Linked DNA regions of Homo sapiens: region 2 is linked to region 1. Evidence: chromatin contacts called from ENCODE Hi-C or POLR2A ChIA-PET data. All regions are on one chromosome and are shown on one strand. Each heading gives the region's core, a stretch centred on a gene start or an enhancer-like site at or near the end of the contact. The rest is flanking DNA. Distances are from core to core; before and after follow the strand shown. Region 1 overlaps LOC105374027 (a long non-coding RNA gene). Region 2 has its middle 38 kb from the start of CBLB.

Region 1 (7,510 bases), core at 1,304-3,803:
CTATAGGGTTATGCTCCTGCCCCTGGCAGGTGCTCATTGGCTTACTATCCTTTTCTCAAAATAACAGTATTTTTCTAGAGAGAAAAGAAATAAAAGTCAAGAGAAAAATGGAAAGAGTAACAAGCTTGGGAAGAATGTTAATACTATTATATTTGTACGTTATATGTTTCACATTTCCGCAGCATATTTTCTTCATTGTTGCTAAGGGAAAGAGAGCAACTGCAATCTTCTATGATGCCAGGAATAGGCTTCATAGATGAAAAGCACGTTTATGAGAAACTTTAAGATAAACTGAATTTAAGGCCTCTTCCATGTGAGTTCTCTTACTTAACATCTTAGCTCCTCAACTTAAATAGAAGGCACATAAATTACTGATGTTCCCACACACTGACTAAAAGCTGGATAGGATTTGGGTTTGAGTATCAGAAGAATTGAGTTCCCTTCTGCCTCGCAATCTGAATCCAGTTCATTCAAACCATGCTTTACAAGAATGAGTTTCTTATTCTTATAAAAATATTTGCAATGAAAATTAATTAGTTTACAACCATATTTAAAACCTTGAAAAATACTGTTTTTGCATGATATCATTATTAATTATTGTATTGCAGCACCCAGCGTGATACCATGCTTATGCAGATACTTTACAAATATTACTTGATGGTTTGATGATTTTGTATGATTAAAAAACACACAAAAAGTTGGCTTTCATTACATGGAATTTAAGGACATATAAGAGTTTGCAAGTAAAAGGTATATATTCTTGCCATTTTTAATTGCTTAACTTTTATAAAACATAGTTTATGCTCTTTTCTAAGCTTTTTAATACTATGCAGAATCGACAGACAAGCTTAAATTACAGTCATATTCAATTACTAGCAGAATATACAATAAGAATACTCATAACATCATAATTGCTAAAACTTATTGATAACATAGTATGTTAGTCACTATACTAATTGCATAGATTCTCTTAAATGCTACAACTACGAATGAGTAGGTAGTAGTATCATTTATACTTTCCCAATGCGGAAAAGGAAACTTAAAGGCATATTTAAGGTCACAAATCTAATTAAGTAGCAGAGCTTGAACTCAAACTCAAAGTTAATCTAGGGGGGTTGAATTTAAGGGAGTTATCATTAAATACATCAATACAAAAAAAATTCCAATATTCTCTCTCTAAGGTTGCATAACTCCCTGTGGCTTCCATAGGCTATTTGGAAACAAATGTGAATATACATGGTTTCTTTCTGTCTATTCTTTGGCTAGTTAGAGGTTTCAGCAGTTCTTACCTGCTTATACAAAAGGCAGACAGATACAATTACAAGGGCGGTTTGAAATAAGTCCAGAATCTTCCTACCCACTGACCATGCAGAATCCAAACCCTTAATATGCATAATGAAGGCATTACTTCACTTTACTTTGTAATTTCTCCTAAAACGCACACAAACCATTACCTCATTCAAAATGGCTTGGATTGAAATAGCTGATTTAAACTGATGTTTAAATCTTAGAACGAAGCCAGGCTGCTGTCTGTGTAAGAGGCTGCACTGCCTTATTACTGTTTTATTTTGATTATATCAGCAAGTGAGAATCAATAGGTCAGACAGGACCTGTGAATTGATGTTTATTCATATGCATGCCTTCCAGCTGAATGTGATTAGAAATGATAGTGTCATTATGTAAGTGCTAATAGTACCTAAAATGTTTGAATGCTCACTACGTACTGAGCACTAGTGTACATGCTCTACATGGATTACTTCAAAACAACCCTATGGGCAGGGACGGTTATTGACCCCATTTTACAGGTGAGGTTAATATCACTTTGCCCAAGGGTCGGCACCTAGCAATTGGCAGTGCCATGCAGGCATTTTTACTTCAGAGTTAGCTCTAAACATCTAAATAGTCTTGGCATGAAATTCTATTATTATTGGAGGTCAAAGGGCATGACTACATTGTAAGCAGTACAATGGAATTGTTTTGGAACCTGAAGTCTCAGCTTCAATTTCTAGTGCACCATTTATCAATCGGTGTCCTTGGGCTAATTACCTCATTTGCTAGTGGAAGATAATAGCATTACCTACCTCACAGGTTGGTATGAGGTGGATAAATTAATTCATATGAAACATTTTAGCATAATGACTAAAAAATAATAAGTACTCAGTTATTATTATGTGAGTTACCTAACTGGCTCCATGAGTTGATTCAGGCTCTAAAAATAGGCAACAGATGCATTAGGCAGCTTTGATTGCTTTCTGTAACTTGACATAGCAGCTTTACGTTACTCAATGATTTAGTACAATTTAACATTTGTAGAGCTCCTTTCTCACAAAGATAATTGATCTCACCAATCATCAGCCAACTTGTGAACTGGCTCAGAATGAGAAAACCCATAAATTTCAGATGCAGAAACAGGCAAGCAGTGAAAATTCTTGCCTCAGGACACACTTGAATTCAAGGAGATTTGAGGATTAGCACCAAGGCATGTTATCTAACCAGAGAAAACACATCTCTTCTGAAAGTTCCTGATAGCCTGAGGACTCAAGGAATCAGACACCCAATGACTCCAGAGAGAAGGAAATGACACCTGAGAAAGAAAATGACACCTGAGAAAGAAAATCTGGCTAGTCTTAGATCTTGACACAGACTCTTGTTTGATGCTGGATATGTTCCAACTACATTAAAGTTCTCTACACTAGACTTGCTCAATTGTCTTGGCAGACTCTGCCATAGATGAGACATCAAGTAATCCATGCTGAGTAGAGAGAAGAAAAACAGTAACTGTAACAGACTAGGTTTCATTAACCCAAGGGTTCTAAGAAAAAAAAAAAACGTTGTAGAAAGCTTCCTTTTTGTGGCAATCTAACAAATTTTAGAAGAGAACTTTTTTATTAACTTATTTTTTGCCAACTGCATTATAATATGTAAGCTGACAGCTATATTTTTATAAAAATAAATTCGTATGTGCATTTTTATGGTACATGGGCTTCAATGGCAAGATGCTTCATTAGGCTGCTAATCTTATCCATCTCACTGGGTCTAGCCTCCCTCCCATCTCCCACCTCCCCTAGATCTATACGCACCTCCTTCTTTACTCCCCCAACTAAAAACACTTGTTAATATCACTTCACTGGGAACTGAAACAATGAGTTCAGTTTCATGAGTTAGCTGAGATAAATGTGGTGGGAAAATTTTTCTTTCTAAGTAATTTAAAGATATAGATACATTCACATATATATTCTTTGATTTATTTTGAAAGAAGTTAGAAAATAGGAGATCATCAAATATATAAACTTAATAGTTCAGTTTTCACTTAAAAAGTTAAAAAAAAAAAAGAAAAAGCCATTTTGTAGTAATCAAGACATTTTTGAGGATAGGACTTGGGCAGAGAGAGTACAGTGGTATTCTATAATCTGTGGTTTCTCTTTCTGTAGTTTCAGTTACCCATGGTTAGTTGCGGGTTTAAAAGTAGGTGAGTATATTACAAAAAGATATTTTCAGAAAGAGTGAGAGAAACCACATTCACATCACCCTTACTGCAGTATATTAATTGTTCCATTTTATGATTAGCTATTGTTATTCATCTCTGTGTCTAATTTATAAAAGAAACTTTATCATAGGTATATATGGGTAGGAAAACACATAGTATATGTAGGGTTTAGTACTAACCATGGGTTTAGGCTCTCAGAACCTATCCTCCATATAGGGGGATTACTGCATGCTACATGCTTGGATGGGATTTCCAATCTCATTTTCTAGTTTAACTCTAACCTTTCTGTCGCATTAGGGTGGAATGTTCTTCTCTAAAACACATGAAGTAAATGAATGCTTGGTAAAGATGTTCATGTTTAATTATAACTGGAAGTCAGACCTGTCTTAGGCAACATAATGATCAAGGTGAAGTTCATCCCTGCTGGCTTCCCATCTACTTCTGCCAGAGCCACTTCTTCCTTCTGACCCTCCCTTTGTCTTCCTGCCATCCCTGATTCTTGTCAAGGGGATAAAGTGTCGGGCAAAGCAAGCTTAAGGGTTTTGCCTTTCAAAGGAGATTTCTTCAAATTTAGAAAATGAAAACATTTTTCAGGAGGGGACCACTAAACCATGAAACTATATAGCTTGGGCATCAGCAATTTAAGTTTGAAATAAAACAGTGTTTAAATTTCAGTTTTGACACTTCTGGGTTTTATAACCATGGGTAAATGACTTCAATCTCTTTTGAATTCTTTGTCTGAAAAGAAATAGGAATAGCAATAGTAGCTATCTCTGTTGAGAGTTGAGAATACGGGGAAACTAGGTATGATGCCTATTTAACCCATAACAAAACGTCAATAGTCAGTAAGGCTGATAATTTGCAGAAAGAGTATCTGACTTGTACCCCTTTAAATAATAACATTTGGGACCACAAAAGTCACTTGCTGGTGAGACTGCCCACCATACCAGTTATAGATTGTCATAACTTCAAGGAATCTTAGAGGTCAGCCACTTCAAGGTACTTAGAAAAAGGTACCTGGCTTATCAGCCAGATAAACCAATTTTTCCACGGCCACATAGGAGTTGAGAGATTGAGTCATGTCTCTAACAGGAACTTCTTACTGCAGTTCTAATTTTTTTCACTTGTAGTTCTAATTCTGTTCACTTCACTGAGAATTCTTGAGTGTATAGGGAGCTGATGATGACAACTTTCATTTTGAAGTAAAGTATTCGTAATCCTTAAAATGTGTATTTTGCTTAAGATTTAATGTTAAGACTCAAATTCTCCATTTCATTTAAACATTTATTGGTTTGGTGTTCACTGAGCATCATTTTTGTTAATTTCAAAATAGTATCATTCATGAGAAACAAAATAAGTTTATGAAATTACTCCCTTTTCTAAACCTAAATTTTGTTGAAGAGCAGAGATGAGGTCCAATTCTACAGACACAGACCCATACACACACCCTCCAACCCCCTACACACAATGTAACACATGAATATTCCAACTCTAGAAAGCATGCTGTTGCAAGTTGCTATTTGAGTTCAGGAAAGAAAGAAATTAATATATGTTTTTGTAGTTATTGTTTTCGTGCATTCTGAAGCACATTTTGAAGTCCAAATAAAAGATATCTGTTGAGTGGATCCAACCTTTAGAAAATAGGTTCGCAAACTTTTTCTATAAAGGGGCAGTTATAAATATTTTAGGCTTTGTATAAGTCAAGAGACAAAATTTTAAAAATCATCTAGGTACTTACATAATTAGAGAAAATCAATTTTTATTATTTTTATTGGCAAAATTTAAAATATAATAAGGACACCATATTTTTGAAATACATTTTTATTACTGAGAAAAAAATGAATTATTTTATGAAGGATAACATTTTTTGTAACTGAGATTCAAAATAATATTTCTTATCCCCAAATTGATTGTGAGCATTTATCTATTAAAAACCATTCTCAGCTCACAGACCCTTCAAAAACAGCCTGGAGAAGAATGATAAAGCGATGAACCAAAGTTAGTTCACCAAGGGAAATGAATGTTATCAAGAAGATCAATGATTGACTCTGGAAAAAAATTCAGAAAAAGAAAATTTTTACAAAAAGAGAGGGCAAAGAAGACACAGAATTAACATATAATAAGATAGCTTCAATAAATTGCACACAAGAAATTCAAGGACTAAATTGCACTAAGTCACAGATTACAACATAATTTCTGAATCTTGCCTTTTATTATAGTTCCTTTCTTTTTAAAATATATATCCTTTATCACATTCAAATATTTTCCTTCAATCCAGGATTAAGAGTGATAAAGTTTCTGGAAGTGAATGTTGCAGAATCAAGCTGGAAAAAGAATGTCATCTTAGTTAATATTTGGGGCAGAGTGAATTATAAGAAAATACTACTGTCTTTGAACTTTATACGGAAGCTTGTGTGTGGAGAGGATGAAAATATGTAATTCCAAATTATGCCTGTTTGGCATAAGGATTATTCTGAGCTGAAGACAATTGAGAGAAAGAAGTTCTCTGCTCTGCTCCTATTTGTCTACCAGCAAAGCACAAATTCCCATTGTGATGGTGTCCCTTCTCCTTCCCCTGACCAGAAAAAGGAGAAAAACCGTTCTTACCACTGAGATTAGTCTGTGTAAACAAACCTTACTAAATAACTCCTATATACCATTAGTTTCCCTCATGTATTTTCCTTCCCATGGTTTATCACCCTTGGAAGCCTAAAACCATCTTAAAAAAAATCTAGTCACTTCTCTACACTCACCACCCTTTGTTAAAGATATAACTCCTCAAGTCTAATTGCTTCTTCAGGCTTTCACTTCTTTTCTCTGGAACTACATTGCATATGAAATTTAAAATAAAATGTCTATGACTCTTCTCCTGTTAATCTGTATTTTGCCAGTTTAATTCACAAGTTCCAGTTACTAAACCTAAGAAATTAGAGGGAAAACTTTTGCTCTCCTATATGTCCTTGCAAGTAATAAACAAAATATAGCAGATTCAAATATAATACCTATAGAAACCTCTTTCACTATTGTAATTTGAGGACTGAGGGTAAGGGGCAATTGTTGCATGATTCAGGCCAAATCTTCAAGAGGTAACCACAGAACACCACAATTTTGCCATTTATTGAAAATTCTAGTCTCTTGGTTGTCTGCACTTTCCTTTCTTAGCTTTATTTTCTATATACCATTTTTTTGTTAATCTGAGCAACAAACATTTTTTATTTCCCCAACCCTGTAATTTTAAGAAAACTCTTTCTAACAAAAGCCTCATTAAGATAGGATGCCTCCAAACATCTACACATCATATTTTTCTTTCGGTAAAAATGTGTTGTGATGTGAACAGGACTTGAATTTTATTGCCAAGTAAAGCTGGCTGTGAATCCAGGATCCATCATGAATCTGTTGAGTGACTTTGGACAAATTTTCCAATGCTTTTCCAATCTGAAAAAGAAAAGAAAATCTGATGTAAAGTCTTAATTCCCTAGGTTATTATAATTAAATAAGATAATGTGCATAATAAATGACATGTACATTTGTATATATACACACACGTATATAATAAATTTGTAAGGCAATTTTGAAAATGAGACTATGCCTTTTTATCTTTTAAAATGCATATAATGTGATATAAATTATAATATTTAAAAATATATATATTCAGAAATCAAATACTAAAAATGAAGTTGTCCTGATAGAGGACTATATCAGGCATTTGCCTAAGGATATTCTAAGAATTTATTTGTCCATTTACTCTATTACATTGGAAATGCTACAAGTCTAAGAACCTCTGCTTCAACCAGATTTTTTCCTCCTAAAAGGAAAACTGGTGATCTCAGGTGGCATGTATAAAGTTTTATATTAAAAGGAAATGTCATATATTCTCACTAGCTCTATTATTCCATTACACAATATCATTATAGAATTGCTATCTTAGTCCAATTTGGCTGCTATAAAAATACCATAATTGGGAAACTTATAAATCACAGAAATGTATTTCTCTCAGTTCTGGAGACTTGGAAGTTTAAGATC
Region 2 (7,510 bases), core at 3,279-5,778, 280 kb before region 1:
AGGGTCTCACTCTGTCGCCCAGGCTGGAATGCAGTGGCAGTGGCGCAATCTCAGCTCACTGTAACCTCCACCTCCTGAGTTCAAGCGATTCTCCCACCTCAACCTCCCGAATAGCTGCGAGTACAGGTGCACCACCATGCCTGGCTAATTTTTTTTATTTTTAGTAGAGACAGGGTTTCACCATATTGGTCAGTCCAGTCTTGAACTCCTGGCCCCGAGTGATCCACCTGCCTCAGCCTCCCAAGTGCTAGGATTACAGGCATCAGCCACCGTGCCCCGCCCCTTCTATTTATTTCTAAACTGGTACAGAATTTGTTGATGTTTGGAGAGACTAGTACTCTCAAACCCAAACAACACTTAATAAACCTCATAAATAAACATATTTATATACGGTGATATGGTTAGGCTTTGTGTCCCCATCCAAATCTCATTTTGAATTGTAATCTCCATAATCCCCATGCATCAAGGGAGAGACCAGGTGGAGGTAATTGAATCATGGGGACAGTTTCCCCCATGCTGTTCTCATGATAGTGAGTGAGTTCTCACGAGATCTGATGGCATTATAAGGGGCTCTTTTCCCCTTTCCTTGGCACATCTCCTTCCTGCCACCTTGTGAAGAAGTGTCTTGCTTCCCCTTCACCTTCTGCCATGATTATAAGTTTCTTGAGGCCTCTGAGGCCATGCTGAACTATAAGTCAGTTAAACCTCTTTCCTTTATAAATTACCGAGTCTCAGGCAGTTCTTTATAGCAGTGTGAAAATTGACTAATACATACGGTAAAACAATCTTTTGGCTACCTAGATGCCAGCTATATTAAATGTTAGAACCGAAATGTAACTAGAGGTTACTTCAGTGATTTGATAGAAGATAGTCCATGGAAATAAGATAATTAGATTCTACTTCTAAGAAATGCATTCAAAACACAGAAATCAGAGCTGGCAAAATTTAGGCCTAACTTGGCTCTCTCACCACCAGACCACTGGAAACCCTTAGACATTCCAGCAAAGTTACTCTCTCTGGTTGACATTGCAGTCAAAACTTGGCTCTGCTTATGTGATGGTTTAGTTGGCTCCTGCATTTTATTGCTAAAGCTGGATTTTACTGAGTTCTTCTTTCTTTGACCTACATGAAAATGTAGCATCCCCTCCTTCTTCCACATAGGACAGAAACCTCCAAATGACCAGGATAGTGGGAAAAGACAGGATAGTATCTCTTCATTTGAATGTTACAGTAGGTAGTCAGACATGAGCAGGGCAGGAGAGCCACCCCCTCCAATACCAACCAAGAATGTCAGGCAACCATCAGGTGATGGTCTGGTGGTTGTTAAGTGTGTTTCTAAAATAGTAATTGGTCACAGCCAGTGCCAGGCAAAGATAGTCTCCCAGTAGATAGAAATCCGATACTGGTGATCAGCAGCTTCTTGATAAGATCTCAAGAGTTGGGCAAGTGAGCTCAAGCATGTGCACTAAGAGGCAAAATCATGGAGTTTAACTGCTATATGACCTTATAGGAACATTTGACTGGTAAGGGAAGAACGCCTCAAGTGAGCATGCGTACAACTCCAGTAAACACAATGCACATGCAGCCCCTCCCAAGTGCTGGCAGGCCACTGTGCATGTAAAATGCCAACGTATAAGACCCCAAGTCAAGGTCAAACCGGACACTTGATCTCTCAAGTGACTCACTTGGCTCTCTTCCAAGTGTACTTTATTTCCTTTCATTCCTATTCAAAAGCCTTTAAATAAACTTTAACAACTGCTGTAAAACTTGCCTCAGTCTCTCTTTGTCTTATGCCCCTTGATTGAATTCTTCCTCCTGAGGAGGCAAGAACTGAGGTTGCTGCAGACGCGTACTAATTCACTGCTGCTAACATACTTTGGTGCTGCATGAATTGGATATGTTCCCTAATGGTAAGAGAACATGATCTTCACTTTTCTGATTTAGAATAAAGATAAAGACATTAACTTTGAGATGATGTATTTACTTTTCCTCTCCATCCTAAGAAAGGGTCATTCCAGAAGTTCGTTCATATTTATTCATTATATGAATAAAATTTTTCCTCTTCAAGAATCCAGAACTTATGACTCATATTTGGGAAAATGCACTGTGGAAGGAGAATATAATCAAGAAATAGGTAAGGCTAAAGTTTCCTGAAAAAAAAAATTGATGAAGATTAGCCAAGAAAAGCTTTAGAACAGGAAGCACTTAGAAGAGACTACCATTGATTTCATTATGGGGAGTGGGGAGAAAGATATGGTTAGAAAGTATGTGGGGAGATGCCCAGGATTGGACTCCTTGTAAGTAACTCAATTCTTATTGTGATTTCCTTTTGGAAACTGTAAATATACTATTTAACATAAAGCCTTAATTTCGCTCCTTTTTTGTTTGGTTATCATCTTAAATTACACCAATGCTTCAAAAAAGAAAAGCACCTATATATACCTGCATATATAGAGAGATGGTCTTGCGGAGGCTAAAGAAATGAGGTGGTAAAGAGTTGGGATGACCTGACTCCACCCCCAGGAAAAAAAACAGCCTCCCATGCAGACAGTGACCATCATCTCAGAAAGAGTGCAACCTCAGCCCTCTCCATTTTGACCCTTAAGCTAGGTGTTGCTTCTCTCTAAAGGATGGGGCATGACACATCCCATGTCTCCCTTATAAAAATATATGCGAGCAAGAAAGCCTAGTGATCACTTTTGAAAAATAAAACTGTAGTAATTTTCTGTTGAAATATTGATTTGAATGAACATGAAAATCTTCTTTTATCTAGAACACAAGCAAAATGCAGTCTTCTTTCACAACTGAGGGAGAGCCAAAGATAATAAAACATGAAATTAGAATCTAGAGCCAAAAAAAAAAAAAACTGATGAATTATTCAGTTCTCACTCCTGCTTTGGAAACTGAGGTTTAAAGAGGTTAAAATCAAGGTCACCCAGTGGATGTGTGACAAGGAGTAGGGATGTGGAAACCAAGGCTTTTGTGTACAATCTGTGTTTCTTACACTCCAACCTGTGCCCATTCTGAGACAGTTTCAGACGGTGATGAAAAAAACCTCTCCATGCCCCAAATCAGCAATCAGAGTCCAAGAATGATCAGTTTTCTAGTCAGCTGTGCTGAATGAGCTCTATGACCTGGATTTCTCCTGCAATATCTTAGTTTTCCCTTGCCCAGTTACTTTTATGACCTATTTAATAAGTCATAAAATTATGTACTAAATTTAAAAAACTATAACTTGTAATACTATATTATAAGGATAATGTCATTGGTAAGGAATCCTAAGTAGACTATTACTTTTTTAATTTCTCAGATATCCATAAGTTCTGCTTGGGGGAACTGGTTTGAACTAGATACAAAGAAATTAGCCATATAACAGTTTATCTCTTTGGCAACCCCATTTTCCTAGTACTTCAAAATGACTCCTGCTTCAGAAATGAACACATATTCAAAGCCAGTGTACAAACTTAATGGTCATCCGGTAATATTGCAAAATATCATCTGACCTGCCCAAATACATATTTTTAGACAGTTCTATAAATGGCTCCTTCCCACGGGATACATATTTCTGTTCCATTTTTTGTGAATGAATATTCCCTGCTCCCACACCCTTCTTTACAGGAAGAGGAAGAAACACTGGAATTACTAAATGGAGCATGACTCTTTTTCCAGACAACAGGCCCAACCATGAGAATTAGAACGTCACTTGGCAGCTGGATCCCTTTTCTGTCCTCAGAGACGATGACACCTCAGGAAAGTGCTTACCTCCACATACTTCCTGAAGCCTTAAAAGGTCAAGAGTACTTATTGAGACACATTTTATTTTCCGCTGTCCAATCTAAAGGCATCACAATGTTTTTCAGAGAGATTTTAATTCTACAAAATGATTCAGTAAAAGACTGGATCTAAAATTTGTCATGTTAAAAACTACTAAAATCAGGTCATGGTACAATAATTTCCTACAGCTTATAATAATTATCATGAAAGTATAAGTCCTGCATTTCTGTTTCTTAAACTATAACGTTTTAAAAATTATTTAATATTGTTTTATCCTAATCATATTCAGATCAAACAAAGGTATAGTTGTTTTTTAACTGGCAAAAATGCAGGAAAAATGTGTAAACTTTTAAACAACCAATATTCAGAGTGAACTTTTAGAAAATGTTAAATTTATCCCTCAAGTAAACTGTTTGTTATTTGCTTATATTCCTTTAGAAATCCACCAGGAAACTCTGTCCATTACTCTGACATGATTGTACCATTAGGACCTCTCCTGGTAATTCTGTTTACCTCGTTTTTCATACTAAAAGCCAAATACTCATTAATAACTCTTCATCAAAGAAGACAGTCATTGTGGAGCACAGAAATTAAATAGGCATCCTAAAGATATTGGGATTCACTTGGAAGGAAAAATATAGAAAGCAAATTCGTGGTTGGTAAATATTGAGAGGCTTTTAACGACTAAGGTCTCATGTACTTCAATGCTAAAAAGCAGAAGCAAGCTGCTGGAAAGCTGGCTGCTGCAAAAATTTTTGAGCTCTTATCACATGACATTCTGAAAGCCTTTGGAAACATTAAAACATAAAAGTCACCACACTACTTCCTTCTGAGAGTTTCTAAATGCCACTGAGAGTTTCTAAAATGCCCTGATACCCTACAGCTCTTCACTCTTGGAATAAAGGATCCAGGATGTTTTAAACGTTACCTGGTTACATTGGCAACAATTATCCTGAGTCTTAAAATACTCCTTACATCAAAACTCACTTCTTAGATTCTATCATGTTCAAAACAAAATATTATAAAATGCATAGAAACTGATTGGATCCTGACAAATAATTATAGTTGGGTGTTTTTTTAATTAAAACTCTGATAATATTTAATTCATTCTTCTTATTTTTATAACTTTTGACATGTATGGATTAATTTTCAGATGTTTTTCCATTTTAAAGCAATAAATAAAATATAATCTAAGAGCTCATTTTTGGAGATATGTGTTATACAAAAGGTAATTTCTATTTTTTATGCAACACAGCATTTTAATTATTTAAAATATTGTAAGTCTGTTGGTAATGAATGGTGCTGTTGTCATTGATACTAGAGACAGTCTTGGAATGTGTGAAACTGGAATTGAAAGTTTAGATAGACTCACATCAGCTACTAAATTTAAGTAATAGATTTTTGTTTTTTTTTGTTTTTTTTTTTTTCTTTTTTTTGAGAAGGAGTCTAGTTCTGTTGCCCAGGCTGGAGTGCAGTGGCACGATCTCGGCTCACTATAACTTCAGCCTCCCAGATTCAAGCTATGCTCCTGCCTTAGCCTCCTGAGTAGCTGGGATTACAGGTACCCGCCACCATGCCCAGCTAATTTTTGTATTTTTCATAGAGATGGGGTTTCTCTGTGTTGGCCAGGCTGGTCTCGAACTCCTGACCTCTTGATCCGCCCTCCTTGGCCTCCCAAAGTGCTGGGATTACAGGCATGAGCCACCGCGCCGGGACTTCGTTGATTTTTTTGTCTGTTAACAACATCACTCAAACAAAGTACATAATTTGTCTTTTTTTCTTATGTAATATTCTATCTTTATTTTTCTTTTTAATTTTTGTGGGTACATAGTAAGGTGTATATATTTATGGGGTACATGGGATGTTTTGATACAGGCATGCAATGTGAAGCACTTCATAGAAAATGGGATATCTATCCCCTCAAGCATTTATCCTTTCAGTTACGAACAATCCAATTATACTCTTTAAGTCATTTTTAAATGTACAGTTAAGTTATTATTCACTGTAGTAACCCTATTATGCTATCAAATTGTACGGCTTACTCATTCTTTCTAACTATGTTTTTGTACCCGTTAACCATCCCCACCTCCCTCCCCAAACCCTGCCCACTACACTTTCCAGCTTCCGGTAAACATTCTTCTATTCTCTATGTACATGAGTTCAATACATAGACAGATTTGTATATTTGGAGCCTGGAAGTTGACATGGATCATATCTGAAGGCTCCAATAGTATCAATGCAGTTGGAATCAAGGTTTTGATTTTTAACTCCCAAAAATAAGTGAGAACATGTCATCTCTCTTTCTGTGCCTGACTTATTTCACATAACATAATGATCTCCAGTTCCGTCCATGTTGTTGCAAATGACTAGATCTCATTCTTTTTTATGACTGAATAGTACTTCATTGTGTATATGTACCACATTTTCTTTATCCATTCATCTGTTTATGGACTCTTAGGCTGCTTCCAAACATAATTTGTCTTTAAAGTCTGATTCTGTTCCTATCAGCCACTATTTGCTTCATAAAGAAATTTTCTTGCTGATAGACCTTTGTTTTACAGAATGAGAAATATCAAAGGTTTTGTCACTGAAATGAATGGTTCAGTTTTTACTTTACCCATATTAGCTCTTGTATCAGTGCATCCCTCTACTTTGCATCTCATGTATAAACTCCTCAAAGAGATTACTTACAACTTGTTTTCAATGTTTCTGACTTTTTCCTCCCTTTATTCTCTATAAAATCATCCATATGTCATCAAAGCACTAGGTAGAGCAAATTTTAAATGAAAAATAAGAATTAGAAGTTCCATCTTGGGTAAGAAGTTGCATAGATAAAGAAGCTAAAGTGGTCTAATAATAAATATTTAGATTACTTGTGTATCCTTGTTATACATTATTTCACTTAAAAGAGAATTTGATGATTGATGATTGATTTTATATTGCCAGATGTTATGACAAGGAGCTTTCCTAGAAGAACTCATAAAAGATCACGTTAATTTATTAAAATTAACTTTAATGATCATTAGAGAAAGTCAAGTAAAGATATCTGTCTCAAAAATGCATAGTGGTAGCTGGGTTTAGAGAAAGATATTCTTAAAGAAGTTTTTAGGTTAATTTTGGTACATCAAAATTGTTCATGGCAGAATTAGTTTACTCATTCATTTTTTAAAAATATATATTTATTGAGAGTCTATTATGCATCTTGCTAAGTGATGGAAAGCTATGGTCCTTGCTCTCAAAAAAGGCATGGTCCAGTGAGAAGATAGGCACAGCAAATGAAGTACAGTGAGTGGTTATGAAAGGGCTTTAAGCTAGATTCAGGATGATGGGAAATTGAAGAGGGCAATCCTTCTGTGGGAAATTTCTTAAATAATGAGCAGAAATTGGTCAGATACAGGTAGGTAGGCATTTGAGATCAGGAATAAAGGCTGAGGGACTTAAAGATAGAGGGGCTTGAAAGAGATGGTATGTAGGGCATTTCACTAATATTGCTAAAGCATAAAGTAGAAGATCAAAAATGGCAGTGAGTTACTAGATTGATGGGGAAAAGCCAGATTCCAGAGGGCTTGGGATGTCATGTTTGGGATGTTGGTCTTTTACTTATGAACAAAGAGGAGACATAGAAGTGTTATAAGCAGTTATAGACATGTGGAGAATGAATTTGAGGGGGTTAGCTTGAAACTAATTAGGATCCTGTTGTAATAATCCATTTTAAAGATACTGTCTATCCAGAATT

The links. Hi-C counts contacts between places; a loop is a spot of excess contacts on that map. ChIA-PET counts read pairs that join two places held with the same protein, here RNA polymerase II (POLR2A). Pooled maps may share reads with other maps.
Region 2: a loop to region 1 is called in a pooled map, with 8 times the contacts of the local background. The contact joins two enhancer-like sites. A Hi-C loop is called at or near these places in 5 of 50 pooled maps. POLR2A ChIA-PET finds 5 or more read pairs at or near these places in 3 of 52 experiments (CD8-positive, alpha-beta memory T cell, T-cell and activated naive CD4-positive, alpha-beta T cell).

What each region holds. Positions count from the first base shown.
Region 1 is chr3:106,181,603-106,189,112 of GRCh38, forward strand. All of the region lies in intron 2 of LOC105374027 (a long non-coding RNA gene), which reads left to right. LOC107986110 (a long non-coding RNA gene) reads right to left here. Exons shown (of 2, transcript XR_001740838.3): 2 at 5,293-6,922. Among named protein-coding and RNA genes, the nearest start is that of CBLB, 320 kb to the left of the region's middle. RefSeq lists an enhancer at 2,804-2,853. Within about 2 kb of position 2,554, at least 3 of the 41 ENCODE cell types and tissues checked have a DNase peak (open chromatin) inside an H3K27ac peak, as active enhancers do.
Region 2 is chr3:105,903,442-105,910,951 of GRCh38, forward strand. No RefSeq gene overlaps it. Among named protein-coding and RNA genes, the nearest start is that of CBLB, 38 kb to the left of the region's middle. Within about 2 kb of position 4,529, at least 9 of the 41 ENCODE cell types and tissues checked have a DNase peak (open chromatin) inside an H3K27ac peak, as active enhancers do.